Regions from separate parts of the Homo sapiens genome. Here region 2 is linked to region 1. A link is a loop called in an ENCODE intact Hi-C map of the cell type or tissue named here. Cell type or tissue: heart right ventricle. All regions are shown on one strand.

What was found. Hi-C counts contacts between places; a loop is a spot of excess contacts. Peaks named below come from ENCODE experiments on the same cell type or tissue, not always from the same donor. Only the 100,000 strongest peaks of a DNase experiment are listed, where the experiment ranks them.
Region 2: a loop joins it to region 1, with 5 times the contacts of the local background. A loop is called at or near these places in 49 of 110 quality-filtered maps.

The regions. Positions count from the first base shown.
Region 1 is chr18:34,791,142-34,799,141 of GRCh38, reverse strand. It overlaps DTNA (dystrobrevin alpha), which reads right to left. Exons shown (of 23, transcript NM_001386795.1): 4 at 4,892-5,105. Among named protein-coding and RNA genes, the nearest start is that of DTNA-AS1, 27 kb to the right of the region's middle. In heart right ventricle, no CTCF peak of the experiment used is centred here; a DNase peak (open chromatin) is centred at 3,580; H3K27ac peaks cover 1,686 bases.
Region 2 is chr18:34,118,690-34,126,689 of GRCh38, reverse strand. All of the region lies in intron 2 of NOL4 (nucleolar protein 4), which reads left to right. Among named protein-coding and RNA genes, the nearest start is that of NOL4, 100 kb to the left of the region's middle. In heart right ventricle, CTCF peaks have their summits at 3,559 and 3,762 (motif pointing left); no DNase peak of the experiment used is centred here.

The sequences.
Region 1 (8,000 bases):
AATGCTACAATGTAAAACATGTTAAGTCCAAATATTTCTTCCACATACACTCTTTCAAATGTGTATAAATACCAGAAACTGGAAAGATTAGGAATGTAAGCATCAGAATAATATCCTGTAATAAGCAAAACAAGTCTGGGAGAAAAAAGGTTAATTAATTTTCATTTTAAAAAGTGAAACAGAAAGCATGAATAGAGCTGAGCTTAAAACAGTTCCTGAAACAAAATGAGTTTTCCCTCATTTACCTCATTTAGTATGATGCTGTATGACCTGCAAATTATTTAACCTCTTTCTATCTCCTCTACTGGAAAATCATGATAATATAGGGCCAAGTCAGTAAGACTATTGACATATAGTAAATACTGAGTACATCTTATTTTTAATACAATTATTATGATTATCATGGAAGACTATAGCTTGACCTCTGAAAATAGGAAAATCACTGTTCCTTTTAATATTTTTAACTGTCATACTATGATTTTTGAGTGACTGAGTATATATGATAATGTTATTTGCTAAAAACAAGGCTAGAGTCACATAATCTACTTTATGAAGAACTGTCTTACGAAAGAAGATACTACTGAATTGAAATGAGATTGAGTCAAGACAACTTGTTTTTAGTGTTTCCTGGGGAAGCAGGGAGAAGGTGAGAGGAGTACATAGAAGTCTTTTGTAAAAATAGGATCACCAACATTGGTAACCATGAACACTTGTTTTTTTTTTCTGTGGAGCAGAAGTAAAAATAGAGGGTCTGAATCTAGGTGACTGGGACCCGCTAGTCTTTGTAATATATTGGAGATCAAGGAAGACTTAATCTCAGAAAAAGAATTAAAAGAAAACTGGCCAGACATGGTGGCTCATGCCTGTAAATCCCAGTACTTTGAGAGGCTGAGGCAGGTGGATTGCTTGAGCCCAGGAGTTCAAGACCAGCCTGAGCAATATGGTGAATCCCTATCTCTACTAAAAACACAATTACTAGCCAGGTGTGGTGGTGCACGCCTGTAGTCCCAGCTACTCGGGAGGCTGAGGCACAAGAATTGCTCTAGGCCAGGAGGCGAAGGCTGCAGTGAGCTAAGATTGTGCCACTGCACTCCAGCCTGGGCGGCAGAGTGAGACTCGGTCTTAAAAAAAAATAGTTAAAAGAAATTAGTACGACAAGAGCTCAGAAAGATCAACCTTGGATTTTCATTCATTGATTCATTCTTGTGTTGGCTATGGTCTCAGGTGCTGTTCATAAGAAGAATAAAATATGGTTCTTTCCTAAAGAAGTCTTTGGGAGGCAGTCATATAAACAGTCAGACATGCACTATAAGACAATAGCAGAATCAGGTGCAAGGAGAGGTGGACCTGTGGAAAGGTGATCAACTTGACCATGACAGGCGAAAGGCTTCACAGAACCTCAGAGTTTGTGACTGCACCTCTCAAAAAGGCTGCACATTATAGGCTTTTAAGAATTATTTTCATCTTTTAACTTTCTGCAATATTTTTCTTTTGAGTTACTCTCTATTTCCTACAAAATAATAAGAACAACATTAAAGGTCCTTTGAAGACTTCAAAGAGTTTTCCCCCTCCTCAATAGAATATGGACAAGAGGTGACAGAAGAAGCTGCTGCCAGTTTGCTGGGGGGATTCTGGAGGAGACAGAGGAGCGGAAGGCTCCTGGCAGCAAAGAAGGGGAGGTGGGAGGCCAGTTCCTGGGGTGATCGGAGGAAAGGGACAAGAGGAAGAGACTGGCTCAAGTTCTGGCTGCTCCCTCACATATCTTCTTCCCTCTCAGCCCCTGGTCTTATTTCTGACATCTCTTTTCCCATCCTTCTCAGGCACACTCATCCATTCCACTAGACGCCTTAAAAAAGATAACCTCTGGCCGTGGAGAGATTTGCTTAGAAGTTGGTTGGTAACTGCTCCCTGGGTGACCCCCTCCCAGGAATACAGCCATTTTTAAAAGGAATGTCACAAAAAACAAAAATCTTCTGGACTCAAGGAACTGTGTCTTCAGGGACAGAATGGCAAGCATGAGCATAAACCACTGGGGTCCACTGCCCACCCCCAACATTGTACAAATCATCTACAGATGTAGTTATCATATCTTCTGAGAGGCTGACTTGCCAACGAGCAGAGAGAAATCTTGCAACCAGGAAACTGATTACAGTCTGCAGTAAGCATCCTGGTATGAAAATTGAGATCCGGATGTTTTTTTGGTGGGAGAGGGAATGCTATTCTTGGGGAGCTATGGCTGTGCGAAGGTAAGTCTGGCTCTCAGAAGTACATCCCAGTAAAGGAGGCATCAATCCTCATCTCAGGTTACCACTTTCTTCACGAAGTTCAACTACCTGGGAGTCTAGTGAATTTTAAGGCACCATCCCCTCCCCCACAAAATGGCCAAGTTTCTTTGAATCCAAGTTCTTATTCTTCATGAGTTTAAATCACTATACTGCCTTTCTTTTTTATTTATTTATTTTTAGCAACTCTTCTTCAGAGTCTAGGTTCTTAAGGCATCTCTAATTTTTATTTTGGATTTTTTCCCTGTTTATTTATATGTCCATTTAAAATACGACAAATGGGAGAAAAATCTCCTAAATGTTTCAGTGATTCTGTAATAGCAACAGCACATCTTTCTTTTAGTAGTATCAGGATCATTCATGTCTGCCAAAATACAGACGGTTCTCTTAAACACTTGGACTCTGTCGTGGGACAGGTGGTAGGAAGTGGCATCAGATTTCCACGCTGGGTCTCATTTGGATAAATTGGAGTTTACTATTATAAGAAATAGAATTTGAACATTTATTTTATTCTTAAGTTTCTCTTCTTATATTCACTTCTAAATTACATATCCAGTTAGCTGTACTTCCTGATGGCTTACATTTCATATCCAAAATTCCATGCCATCAGATGGAAAATTTGAGTGTCAGTAGGACTGCCTATGCTCATTTGCTACGCTGAAGGAGCAAACGCAGAAGTGTCTGCAGAGTAGGATCTCTACATGGATATGTTTATAAATCTTTGCAGTGAAATTTGTCTATGTGGATGTGTTTATAAATCTACTACAGTGAGATTATTGAAAGTACACATCAGGAGGCTTCCTATCTATACGAAGAATAGGCACCAAATAAAGATTTCTTCTGAACTTTTTTGTGAATTGTTCCTTACCTTGGAATAGATGTCAAACTTAGCTTTTCATCAATCTTGAAATGATTCAGCTATATTTTCAGCAGCTATTTAGAGACCGTTCATAGCTCTATATTTAGAAGTGATCTAGCAAATATTTCTGACCAAAAGTGAAAAATCTAACTATATTTGTGTGAATCCTATATATCTCACAAAATACCCCCTTCCTTATTGTTAGTCTGGTTTCTGGTCTATATTTATGGAGTGGGTGCAAATGATTATTTGGCTTTGATTCTTTATGAGTTCTCTAGCAGTACTCCAGGATTTAGTGAGATATTATATTTCTCTTTTTGCAGTTTCCATTGTTACATTTCTAACAAATAAGTCTCTTGACATCTTTAGGGGCAAATCTGAAAGCTGCCACACTCTTGTCACAGGGCCAGGTTAGAAATGCCACTACAGAAATGCCATGGCCAGGTTCCATTCTGCTGCCTCTGCTGCCTGTCATGTGGAACCACAGTCCTCTTTACCTGCCCCAGCATCCAGTTACTATAGTGATTAAGCTAGAGCTGTACATCTCGTTCTGAAGTGTGCACAGCCGAAGCAAAGACTCTACCAACCTGGAATGCTAGTTGTAAAATTGTTTATTTTAACTGAAGAATTTCTCAAAATATAAATATCACGAAGACAATAATGCACACTGGAAAAACTGAGCAGGAACGATTCTGTTAACACTCTAAGTTGCAAAGTGACAGCTGGTAGCTTTTGTGAATTGCAAAATAACATTAGCCTGGCTGGAACATCTCCACTGCGGGGGTAAATACTTCCAGGCATTGGCCAGACAATGAGACTAAGTAAAACCTTCTGAGAATCTCAAAATGTGATTGCTGAAAGGTCAGGTTAGCAATTTTCCTTTTTAATATTCAAAACAAGCAGTGGAAGTGGAGGGGGTGGTACTACGTCCAGGTTGGAGGCTATTGGCAAAAAGCCCTCTTGAAATTGTAGGCTGAGAATGTAATTCAGGGGAATCCACATATACCTTGGTAAAGAAACCTTTGTTGAACACCTAAGTCCCCACTCGGCCACTAACATGCTGCGAGACACCAAACAAGTGACAATTTCTTTGTGCTTCATTTCCTTCATCTGTAAAATGAGATATGTGGACGAACAGCCTTTAAGATCTCAGCCAGCCCTGAAATTCTCTGATTCTAAAAGGGAAAATTATACAAAAATGAAGCTGAGCTTCAGTTGTGGTCTGTGGACAGCATCCCCTTATTTTATGATCGAAACACTTAAATTGACCAGTCCATTTAACGCAAGTCATAGTTACTTTGACTGGGATAGTCAAGAAACCCTTTTCAATTTCTTTCTTGTTTGCTGTAGGGCCTTGTTAGGACACCTCAGAAACACTGTCTTAAACAATTTGCAAAGAAGAGAGTTAAAAAGATCCTCCCACTTCACGCTTCATTAAATCGCACCACAGGCAATCCTCTCAAGCATCCACAGCTTCCAGGAAGCATGGGATGAGATAACTAAAGGTCAGCACATAAAATACAATTGTCCTCAAGTTCCTCTGGCACCATTTTACTCTCTAGTCTTTTTCACAGGATTTAAAATTTATATTAAACACATGGAGACTTTACTGACATAAGCATCCACTGTAAGAAAAAAGAGAGTAAAAAAAAAAAGAGAGAGATATAAAATTGTTTGGGAAAAAGACCAAGTAAGACAGGAAGTGAAAGCCAAACATGTAGAGAGGAACAGACATTCAGAGGGTGCTTACGGATCAAACGCTGCAAGCAGGAAGTTAAGGAGGAGGCTGATGGACTGCTCCACATGGATTTGGTGAGTGGTTGGCATCCGTTTGTTGAGCTGGTAAAAAATAGTGGAGAGCACAGCCTCTAAGCGGGACACGTTGAGTTCAGTGTTTGGGTCCAGGTTGTTCAGAGCATTTTCCCGCAATGCTTCTATGACATTCCATATGTCCACCAGGTGCACTACAATTAAAGCAGAGTTAACACATCAGCCCAAAGTAATGGAAGGCAAATACATCAGTTTACATGACCCTCTGTCCTGTTTTTTTCTAGGTATCTCACATGTGTGCAGCTGTTGCAGGGGGTCAACATAAGTAAATGAACATAGGCTGTGCATTATCTCTAAGACTTGATGTGCATTACATAATAGCAAGCAAATGATTTACTGACCACCACAATAGATAGTTATTTCCAATCTTCACAATCACTCTTGAAATACAGCTATTATCCCTGTGTTACACATAAGATAACTGAGGATCTGGAAACTGAACTGACAAATGCAAAAGTAGAAGAGGAGTCAATGGCAAGACTAGCATTCAGATCCAAGTCTATCGGTTTAAAAGTTATTTCCCCATTGCACACCCTGCCCCCTCAAAAAGAAAAGGCCAACATTTAAATTCTAGTGTTTGAAAGGATGTCCAAATTATATTTGAGTATTTAAAATGTTTTCATTTATTTATGTGTTTTTTAGTAGTATGCTGTTGGAAACAAGAAAAAAAAAGAAAGTTAAGGTAGGCAGGAAGACAAGGTAAAAAGGAAAAGTTATGTATACACTGCAGCAGCAGCAGAACTAAGTCACACATCACTGAACTAGGCTGGTCAAGAACAAGAAGTTTCTTGGCTACATTATTACCAGCTGATTTAAGTCATGGTTACTTTCACTAGGGTAGTCAAGAAAGCTGTTTCTGTTTTCTTCCCTATTTGCCCTGAGGTCTTGTTATGAGATCCCAGAAACCATGATCACGACCAAGATAAAGAACACGTCCTCACCCTCAAAAGTTTTCTCATGCTCCTCTGCAATCCATCCTCATTCCCTGTTCCAGGCAACTATTGATTTGCTTTCTGTTGCAAACTTCAGTTCTTAATAACTGTAAGTATATGGTAAACACTCTTTTTTGGGTCTGGATTCTTTTACTTAGTGTTAACTGTTTTGAAATTCATACATGTATTGCTGAAAGTATCAATAGTTTTCTCTTTTTTATTGCTGAGTAGTATTCCATTATATGGATATATCACAATTTGGTTATCAACTCACTTGTTGATGAACATTTGGGTTGTTTTTCAGTTTTTGTTTATGAATAAAATTGCTATGAACAATCACGTACAAGTCTTTGTATAGATATGTGGCTTCCATTTCTCTTAGACAATGAGGGATTCAAAATATTAAAATCATTAAAAATATTAAGTAAATACTTAGAAATGAAAAGGCTGGGTTTCACAGTAAGTGTATGTTTAATTTTTAAAGAAAGTTCCAAAGTATTTTCCAAAAGTAGTTGAACCATCTTACATTCCCATCAGCAGTGTACGAGAGTTCCAGTTCCTCCACATCTTCACCATTTAAGGTTGACTTTTCATTATGCTTTTGCATTTGCAAATAAATATTTTGTTTATTCTCAATGAAATATAACAGTTTCCGTTTTTGAGAAATATGCACTGTATATATATTTTTTCACTAACAGCTCCCTATTTTTTTGTCTTCTACCTCATTGCTCTCTCCTGGCTATATACCTAATAAGCAAAACTAACATCAGCTTCTACTATGAATTGAGCTATGTGACTTTTTTCTTGACTTCTCTCTTACTTTTGCTTTTCAGAACAGATCTATGGTTTCTGACTTTTGGTATAGGAGAACTTGTCACCAATTTCTTCCATTATAATAACAAATGAGCCAACTAGCCAACAGTCTTTTGAAGTCAGACCCTTTTCCCAGGCTAGGTTTAACTGCAGGATCTGTAACCACAGAACCCTAAGAGAGAGAGAGCAATCTGTTCAGACATTCTTATTTTCAAATTAGGCATAAAGAAAAACAAAAACCTAAAGTATGGTTCTCATAACTAACTTTGTGTGCACATTGAGATCCAAGAGATGAGTAGATTATGCAAATCCTTAAACTAAAAAAAAAAAAACAACAGGTTACATAGAACCGTTACTGTGTCCTTTACTTGGATTTTTGCTGTTAATTTTAACAATTACTCAAAATAATGTTTTATGTTATGAAGGGAAGATACCTGTGCTCAAGGAGCACTGGACTTGGAGTCCAAAGACCTAGGTTGCAAATCTGGCTCTTCTACGACAAGTGCATGACCTCTAAGACTTAGAGTCTCACTTCCTTCATCTATGAAATGGGGCTGGCATTCCTAAAATGGAAAAATGCATAGAGTAAAAAGTGGTAGTTCCTGGTACCTAGCAGACAATGCATTATAGATGAACAAGTAAATAATGTGAGTCATGTCAAAAGAAAAATATATTGCAATATATCTCTGATTTGGAGCAGATGAGTACAAATCACATACCAACTAAAATAAATATTTATTAGTTTTGGAAAAATTCAGATTTAAGTGATTTCAAATTTGCAAGCTTTTCTGTATATCAAGAATTAATCAACAAGGAAATTATTTGTATTTCTTGGTGTTATTTATCCAACTCTTCTATCTAGCAAGCAAAACACTCCCAGGGAAATGGCATTTATAAACTAAATTTATTTATTTATTTAAATTCTAGTTGGGAAGAGCTGGGATTCCTCTAATTACTCCCTATAGATTTGATCTGTGAATCTTCTGGATCTAGTCATCAGGATGTGTCTGGGTGCAGGATGCAAAGAAAGCAGTGCTGATGACATCCAGCCTGTCGTCCTGCTTGGTCCCTGTGACCTATCCTCACCTAGTTCCTGGTTGTGGATGATGTGGAACAGACATCTGGGGAGAGGAGCATGGACTGGGAACTTGAGCATGGGAGGGAGATGGGTATATGTCAAGAAAGCTAAATGGCTGTTGGCAAAGGGAGGGAATCTGGATGCTTAAATTTCTCTTGACGAGCCATTGTAAGGAATAGGAAACCCTTTTAGAATTCCCAGTGGTG
Region 2 (8,000 bases), 670 kb after region 1:
TTCTGTGAATACATCACTGTTTTCTGGTTTTCTTTTATCAATTGTATTATATCACAGGGTAAGCGAGTTCAGACACATTTCTTAAATTAGGGACTAATCAAAGGGTTAAGTTTCAAAGCTCTTTCTTGCTACATGTAAAATAAGACTAACTGGTAGAAATCCAGGAACTAAGAGGGAAAGTCAGTGTTATCAATAGAGAAAACAGTCTGCATATATCTATGTATAAACACATACACACATACAACTCATAGTGTGATATTGTAAACTTATATGTATTACTCATATATATAACTGCCAATAATTACATTCAAGTCAGGAGTGGAGAACATATGCTATAGCTAAAAGGAAATAGGCTGGAAGCCAGACTAACGCAGTTTCAAATTTCAAATCTAACACTCATTTCGTATCTGTGCCACTTTTGGCAAATTATTTACTCTTTTTCTTTATATGGTGGATAATGATATACATTGTGTGCTAAAATGAATGAGTTACTATGTGCAAAGTGCTCGGCATATAGTAAACTTGTGATTGGTGTTACTTCTCTCCTTCTTTGTCCAATCACTACTCATGTTTCACGTAGAAGGACAGGCAGCAAAATTAGCATAGCTCTATCATTTACCCTAGTTACAATTATGGATCTAATTTCCTAGGCCCGCTCTAATGCCTCTGTGTTGGTAGACAGGAATAGTAATAACTTCTCATGCAGGCATTTTTTTTTTTTTGGTGCATCCTGTAGATGTCACTATCCCTGGAAGTCCACGGTTTGGGTTTATAAGAAAGCATGAGGAAAGGCCAGAGTTCTTGTGTTTAGGAGCTCTCCTGCCAAATGAAACTCGTGAGAGTTTCAGTTATTTCATTTGCTTTTCCCAAAGATTAAATCTGTTAAACTAATTTCAAATTAATTTTCTGGAAAAAAATAAAATTGTCTCTTTTTTTAAAAAAATGCTTTTAATATGAATGGAATATTCCTTTCCAGAGATATGCTGTAGAATAGTAACATATTCATGTAGAATCTCTACAGCCTTACTCCGAACATTAATAAAGAAAATATTTATACTATCATATCTAGGACACTTAACCTTAAAACCCTAGTTAGCATTATTTTTTGCCTAGTTCTTTTTATAAATATCTATTGGTTCACTGTCTCTATTGCTAAATAGAATATTCTAACTTGCACCAGTTTCTGCTAGTTTGTCATGTAAAAATTCCCAGAATTTTTGTCAACTTATAATGGGACTAATTAACCAAATTTGCAGCCATATGGTGTGGAAAAGTAGCACTAAAGTCAAACTCAAGAATTCTGAACAATTCATGTAGCCTCTTTGTGCATAGGCCACAATTCACTCACATATATGATATAATTCTGTAGTCTAAGACAGAGTTTGTAGAGTTTGCAGATCTTAACAGTATTGAAATAGGGGTTTATCTACATACCTTTTTGATTCATGCCAGGAAGTCTTTGGTCTCAAGCACATTTTCCTTCTGTGTCATAGTGCCTCAAGTTTTACAATTAGAACTCAATCTATTTGGGTTAAACCATTGACCCCTGTATTTTTATATAAAATTCAAATATCATTAGGCAAGAGAAGGTGGAGAATCAATTAAGCTGCCAGCAGTCATTGATACCTTATATGATCATTTAACATACTTGTTTCTGTCTCTCATCTCTAGCTAAATTTAACTTAAGTCAGGAGTGAGATAGAAAGAAAATGTGAGTTATTGGCATAGAGCAATCTATTGACCTCCCAGTTAGCATAGGACCTGTCTGATTTTTTTTTTTTTTTGAGACAGTTTTGCTCTTATTGCCCACACTGGAGTGAAATGGCATGATCTCAGCTCACTGCAACCTCCACCTCCCGAGTTCAAGTGATTCTCCTGCCTCAGCCTCCCAAATTGCTGGAATTACAGGCATTCACCACTATGGCTGGTTAATTTTTTTGTATTTTAAGTAGAGATGGGGTTTCACCATGTTGGTCAGGCTGGTCTCAAACTCCTGACGTCAGGTGATCCGCCTGCCTTGGCCTCCCAAAGTGCTGGGATTACAAGCATGAGCCATCGCATCAAGCCTTGATTCTTATATGAGTCCTAATGTGGCATCACACCTAATAGCGTTTGGTATGTGTTTGACAGTTAGAAGTTAAGAAGCATGTCATCAAGATGAGGAAGAAGTCTCAGCAAACTCCACAGAAAAATCTTTATTTTCAAAAAAAGGGGAACTATGTCTATTCAAAATATTTAAAAATGTTGGAGTATATTTTGAAATAAATGAATATCATTAAATGAAAAACTGAGAATTACATACATTTCTTAGAAAAAAATACTCTCTAGGCACAATTCACTCATAGAATATAAAAATACTGTGTGTTTGAGTCTCTTTCACTTCTTTTTACTATTATGAATTTTTCCCTTTCTTGCCACGGATCTTAGTGCAAGTATAGATTGTCTTTGAAGCAGAGGGGCTAAGAAAATCTCTATCAGGCTTAGAACTTAATTTCATTTCTGTAGCCAAATGCTTTAATGTAGAAAGAAAATTAAGGCAAAATAACACAACAGACAAATATAGGTTCCTGCCTTTTTAATACAGATGCATTGTTTTTTCCCCATTTTATTATTACAAACTAGAGTACCTTAAATAAGCTGCTGTTCTGGATGTCTAACAGAGATAGAAAAACTTTAAATGAACTATTCCAAGTTCAAATTTTTGGTAAACTTTGTCCAGTATTGAACTCATTAATAATTTACACTGTTACACAATAAATTTGTGATCTAGAATTGTATTTTATAGCTAGTTTACCTTAGAGAGTTTATCAGTATAAAATAGCACTCAAATGTAGATATTTTACAGATAATTTTGTTAGGTTATTTTGCTTTATGTCTCTCTATATAAATATAAAATATCTAGATATATCTATAGCTATCTATAGATAAATAGATCTATGTCTTTCTATATCTATATAGACATATATGTATCCATCTATCTCTCTATATATACATATATATCTATTAGATATATAGATACATATCTATATATACATATGTAGGTATATCTCTCTGTATCTATATAGATATAAATATAGAAAGATGTAGATCTATCTCTCTATATATATTCTCATATATATATAGAGAACCATATATATATATATATATATATATATATGGTTATCACATATATAATGATATCTCATTTGAGGTAGAATATAAACACATTACTTTTCACATTGGTTTATTTATCAGTTACACACATACACACACACCCCATATCCACACAAACATATATAGGTTTTACACAAGTGATTTCTAAATATTAGCTACAGCTACTGAATATTATTCAGATTATTGTCAGATGTGTACAACATCTCAGAAGGAAACAGTTAAAAATAATTCAGCATGATAATTAAATTTATTAACTAGCAATCCTAAAACAAAAGAATAGCTTACTGCCATTCATTAAAATTGAATTATATATCTCATATAGGTGTAGTTGCTCACCGCAGTGGCCAGAGTAATACTGCAAATCTGTTAAGATTCAGAAGCTGTCTTCTTGGTAGTGGAGACAAAAAAAAAAAAAAGACGTAAGAGCTTATCCAAAGAAGTTTATCATCAGCTAGTGTCACACACCACATCATCAATAATTTTTATATTAAATTATAATATCCCAGTGAATATTCTTTGAAATATAATTTACCTTTTGGAGAAACTTCATTAGTTGTTTATGACAGCCTAGTAAATTACTACTTTAGTGCTCCCTAGTGGTGAAAAGGAGCCAATGCGGCTTTAAAAAGTAGCTGGTTAATGCCTCCTAGTGGGTGATTCTCACTCAGATCGAGAGGTTTGTTTTCCTTGCTACTCTGATAGTGTAAAAAAAAATAAAATGACCAAATTTCTTAAAGTGCCTGCATGTATGCACCTGTATAAATAACTATATAGGTAATGAATTTGCAATGAGTATAATAGCAAGGAGATGTAAGACATGGGAGACTGGCATGAGATTGTGGAGACAGAATGGTCCAGCTTTGATGCCAACTAGACTTGAGTTTAAATCTTGATAGTGTAAGTTCTACATGTGTGATGTTGGCATGTTATTATTTTGTAGGGTTGTTTTTAGGGCCATAAATAATATAGGTAAAGTTTTAACATAATAATTGCTTCAAACACTATAGATATTATAATAATGTGACTAGAAAGATGGTTTTTTTCTTTTAATATGGAGTTGTTTTTGGGGTAACAGATGTTCTAAATTGCTTTTTTCCCCCTCTTAATCAGGTAATGAAAAGCTTACTTCTTTTTTTGTGTCTACTATTCTCCTTAGTGACCTATGGATAACACCCACCCATGTCTTCATTTATGATTTTCTCATAAATTTGAGAATATTATTAACTAGCTTTATGAGCAGCAGACTTAGTTGTCTTATGATAAGTAAAGAACCAGCTTTTACCTATTTTTATCCATCTATCTCTTCTGCTCCCCATTTCCCCCTCCACCCTCATTTTCCTGGGAATGTCCTCTCAGAGTGAACACTTTCCTCAGCTGAATTTAGTTCTTTGGTTACGGGTGAATTCTGAAAGAAACTGAGTCAGTAACCTAGTTGCTCTTCTGAGAATTTGGAATTTGGAACAGGAAATTTCTATCTTTCTGTGCTTTTTCTTATCAATAGATAATACATAGACGTGATATATTTGGTCAGATATATTCATTAGTGTCTAATTATTTACATAGTCTAAAGTGTTATCTCTCAATTGGGCTATATAGGCCTTAGGGGCAGACAGGTGGCATTGTCCCAAGTACTCCAGGCCTTTTGATATCCCATAATATGTTAACTTTCAGCACCACCAAACCCCAGATACTGTAATAACCAAAATGCCTTCTTGTTCTCTATTTGCAAAAGTCACCTAGTGAGAACAGTAAACACTCCCAGTTGAGAGACATTTTATAAAGGAAACCACATAGCCAGTTCTCTCCTTGGTACCTTTGAAAAATGTGTTTCTTATTTGCCAGTTGTTTAGCAATTCAATAATTCAGACAACTGATTCTGCAACCATAGTGCACTGTCGTCATCTCACAGACTCTGCACTTTGCCTCTTGCATAAATACATGAACGATATGCAAATTACTGGAGTCCCTAACAGAATGAAGTGAAATCTTCGCCGTCTTTCTCTGTCTCCCTAAGATGGCTAATTATTGCCTGCTTTGAGTGGCTACAGCAACTGTATTCTTGGATATGTGTTCAAAAAGAAATGCTTGCTCCCCACAGACCAGCAGTGTGTAAGAAAGGTAAACTTTAACAAGGGGAGTTGCAACAGAAGTCTAGGAGGTTTTGAACATGCCAATGAACTCTAGACCAGAAAAGTGGCATTCTTTGTGGTTCTCCCCTAGGGCCCAAGGGAAATATAAATGTATCATATTACACATACTCTTCAGGAAAAATCAAGACAGGAAGAGGTTTTCCACACTCCCATGTAAGTACTTGTGTCTTTTAATGTAATTCTTCATGTCACAAGTAATTCTATAAACAATGACTTTGCTGAGTTATCTTATTTAATGCAATATTTAGGAATTCTCTTTATTTTATGAATAGTGAACATGTATGAAAAAGATCTTTTTCATTGCCCATCTACTTATTTTTTCATCTAATATAAGAATTCTCTGTTATGACAATCTTTTCCTTAGCAGCCAAATATTCAATCATAAGAAATAACAGCTGAATGTGGTGGCACATGCCTGTGATCTCAGTGCTTTGAAAATTAATTATAATTTAACATAAACCACTTTCTATTTTCTGCTTGATTAACTTCAGTCTACTAATGTATACTGATATAGTACCAAATTCATCTGATGGTGCCCTAGAATGCTGCTACCTGTATATGTTTTCCTCCTCTAGTTTCTTTATATCATATGGTGAAATGCTTTGCCTTCTTTTAAGCTGTTTTTGCCTCTGGTCTAGCACTTGTACCATTTCCCTATCTTTGGAGAATACTGACTTCCTACCTCTGTAGCACATTCACTTTTCATTTCTTTTACTCTGTGTTGAATGCATTTGCCTCAAATCTCCAAATTGTTTTTATCCGTCTGAAAAACTGACTTGAACTATCTAAAAATACTCCTGCCTGCTTTATACCTTCTTCAGATTTGCCTACTTTTATTGTAAATTTGACCACATACTCATCAAATTCTCAGCACCACAAAATAACTTTGGATGGACAGAGTGCATTCCTCTGCTTTAGAACAGTGTTTTTTTATTAGATGTCATAATCCATTTATGACTCATCAAGTTAATTTAGTGGGCTGTGATCACTTTTAAAAATGAAATAGAGAAGAGAATAGAAATGATCAGTTTGATTTTATGAGTGTGTATATGTGCTAGCTTATGATGTAAAATGTATGTATACCTGTGCTGTCGATATAGAATGTTGGAAAGCCTTGCTTTAAATAGGCACTATGATTTCAAGCTGCCTGCAGACTCTCCAATAATTGCTTCCACCTACCCTATCACTTCTGCTTTTGGTATATCCTTAGATTTTCCTGACATAACAATTTTTTCCAAAGTTAAAATTACCTTCAGACTCAAGCCAATATTTTCATTCATATTAGATAAATATAGTCTTTAAGGCTGCTAGATTTAACACACACAGGATAACCAGTTATATTTGAATTTCAGATAAACAATAGTTTGTAATACGTTTGGCTCCAATATTGTATGTTTATCTAGAATTCAAACTGAACTAGGTGTCTTATATTTTATCTAGCAAACTTAATCCTATTTAAAAATCAGGCCGGGCGCGGTGGCTTAAGCCTGTAATCCCAGCACTTTGGGAGGCCGAGGCGGGTGGATCACGAGGTCAGGAGATCCAGACCATCCTGGCTAACACTGTGAAACCCCGTCTCTACTAAAAGTACAAAAAAATTAGCCAGGCGTGGTGGCGGGCGCCTGTAGTCCTAGCTACTGGGGAGGCTGAGGCAGGAGAATGGCGTGAACCCAGGAAGTGGAGCTGGCAGTGAGCCGAGATCGCGCCACTGCACTCCAGCGTGGGCGACAGAGCGAGACTCCTTTTCAAAAAAATAAAAATAAAAAAAATAACCCAGATACTCCTGACTGGGCTAGATCACCCATCTCAACTAGGTAAAAAAGGGAAGGGTAGATGAACGGGTGGGAAGACTGAGGGAGAACATGATCAGAGAAGAAGGGAGAAAAAGAAAATGTGGGCAGTGCTTTTCTACAAATGGTGCATTGGAGTAATGCTAATATTGCCTGAGTCATGGCAAAACAAGCAGTACTGCAGGATTGATAGGAACTCAAAGAAAACATAAGAATCCTCCACCAGGGAGTATGGGGATTTGGGGGTGATTGTGCAAATCTGGCAGTTTCCTGGTTTTGCTATTGGAAACATCATTTAGGCACAGGAATTCTTCTGGTCTTTAACAGGCATTCAAAGGTCAGATAGATACTCTATCTATAGATAGATAAGTAGTTAGGATTCCGAAGCAAAAATTTTTGAGAGATACAGTGATTACAAATTTGTTTAGGCAGGCCAGTATGTCTGTCTTTTGTCTAACTGATTGTTGCTAGACAAGAACTTTTTATCTGAGAGTTTTCTTTTTGAGTCCTGATTAAAGCCTTTTTCAGAGTTGCTTTGAAACTAATCAAATAACTACCAATAGATAATTCCAATAATTTGATATATCCAGGCACATTAATGCTGTAGAACCATATTGAGTAGTATTCAGGGGTAATTATGGTGCCTATGCATTCAATAGATATTTGCTGAATAAATAAATATGTAGTTGAAAATGTCTTTATCTTTGCAAGACTGTTTCCTTACACATCTCTGCAAATTAATTATTTCCTCTGCAGTAGTACAATGATGTACACTGCTAATCCTTTTTCATGGACAAATGGGTTAAAATATATTTTAATAGAAAAGAAAATTATTGTCTGAGCATTTCAATTTTATAACACATCTAGAAAACTATCAAAGTCATAGCTAATGTAAGTTATCACATTA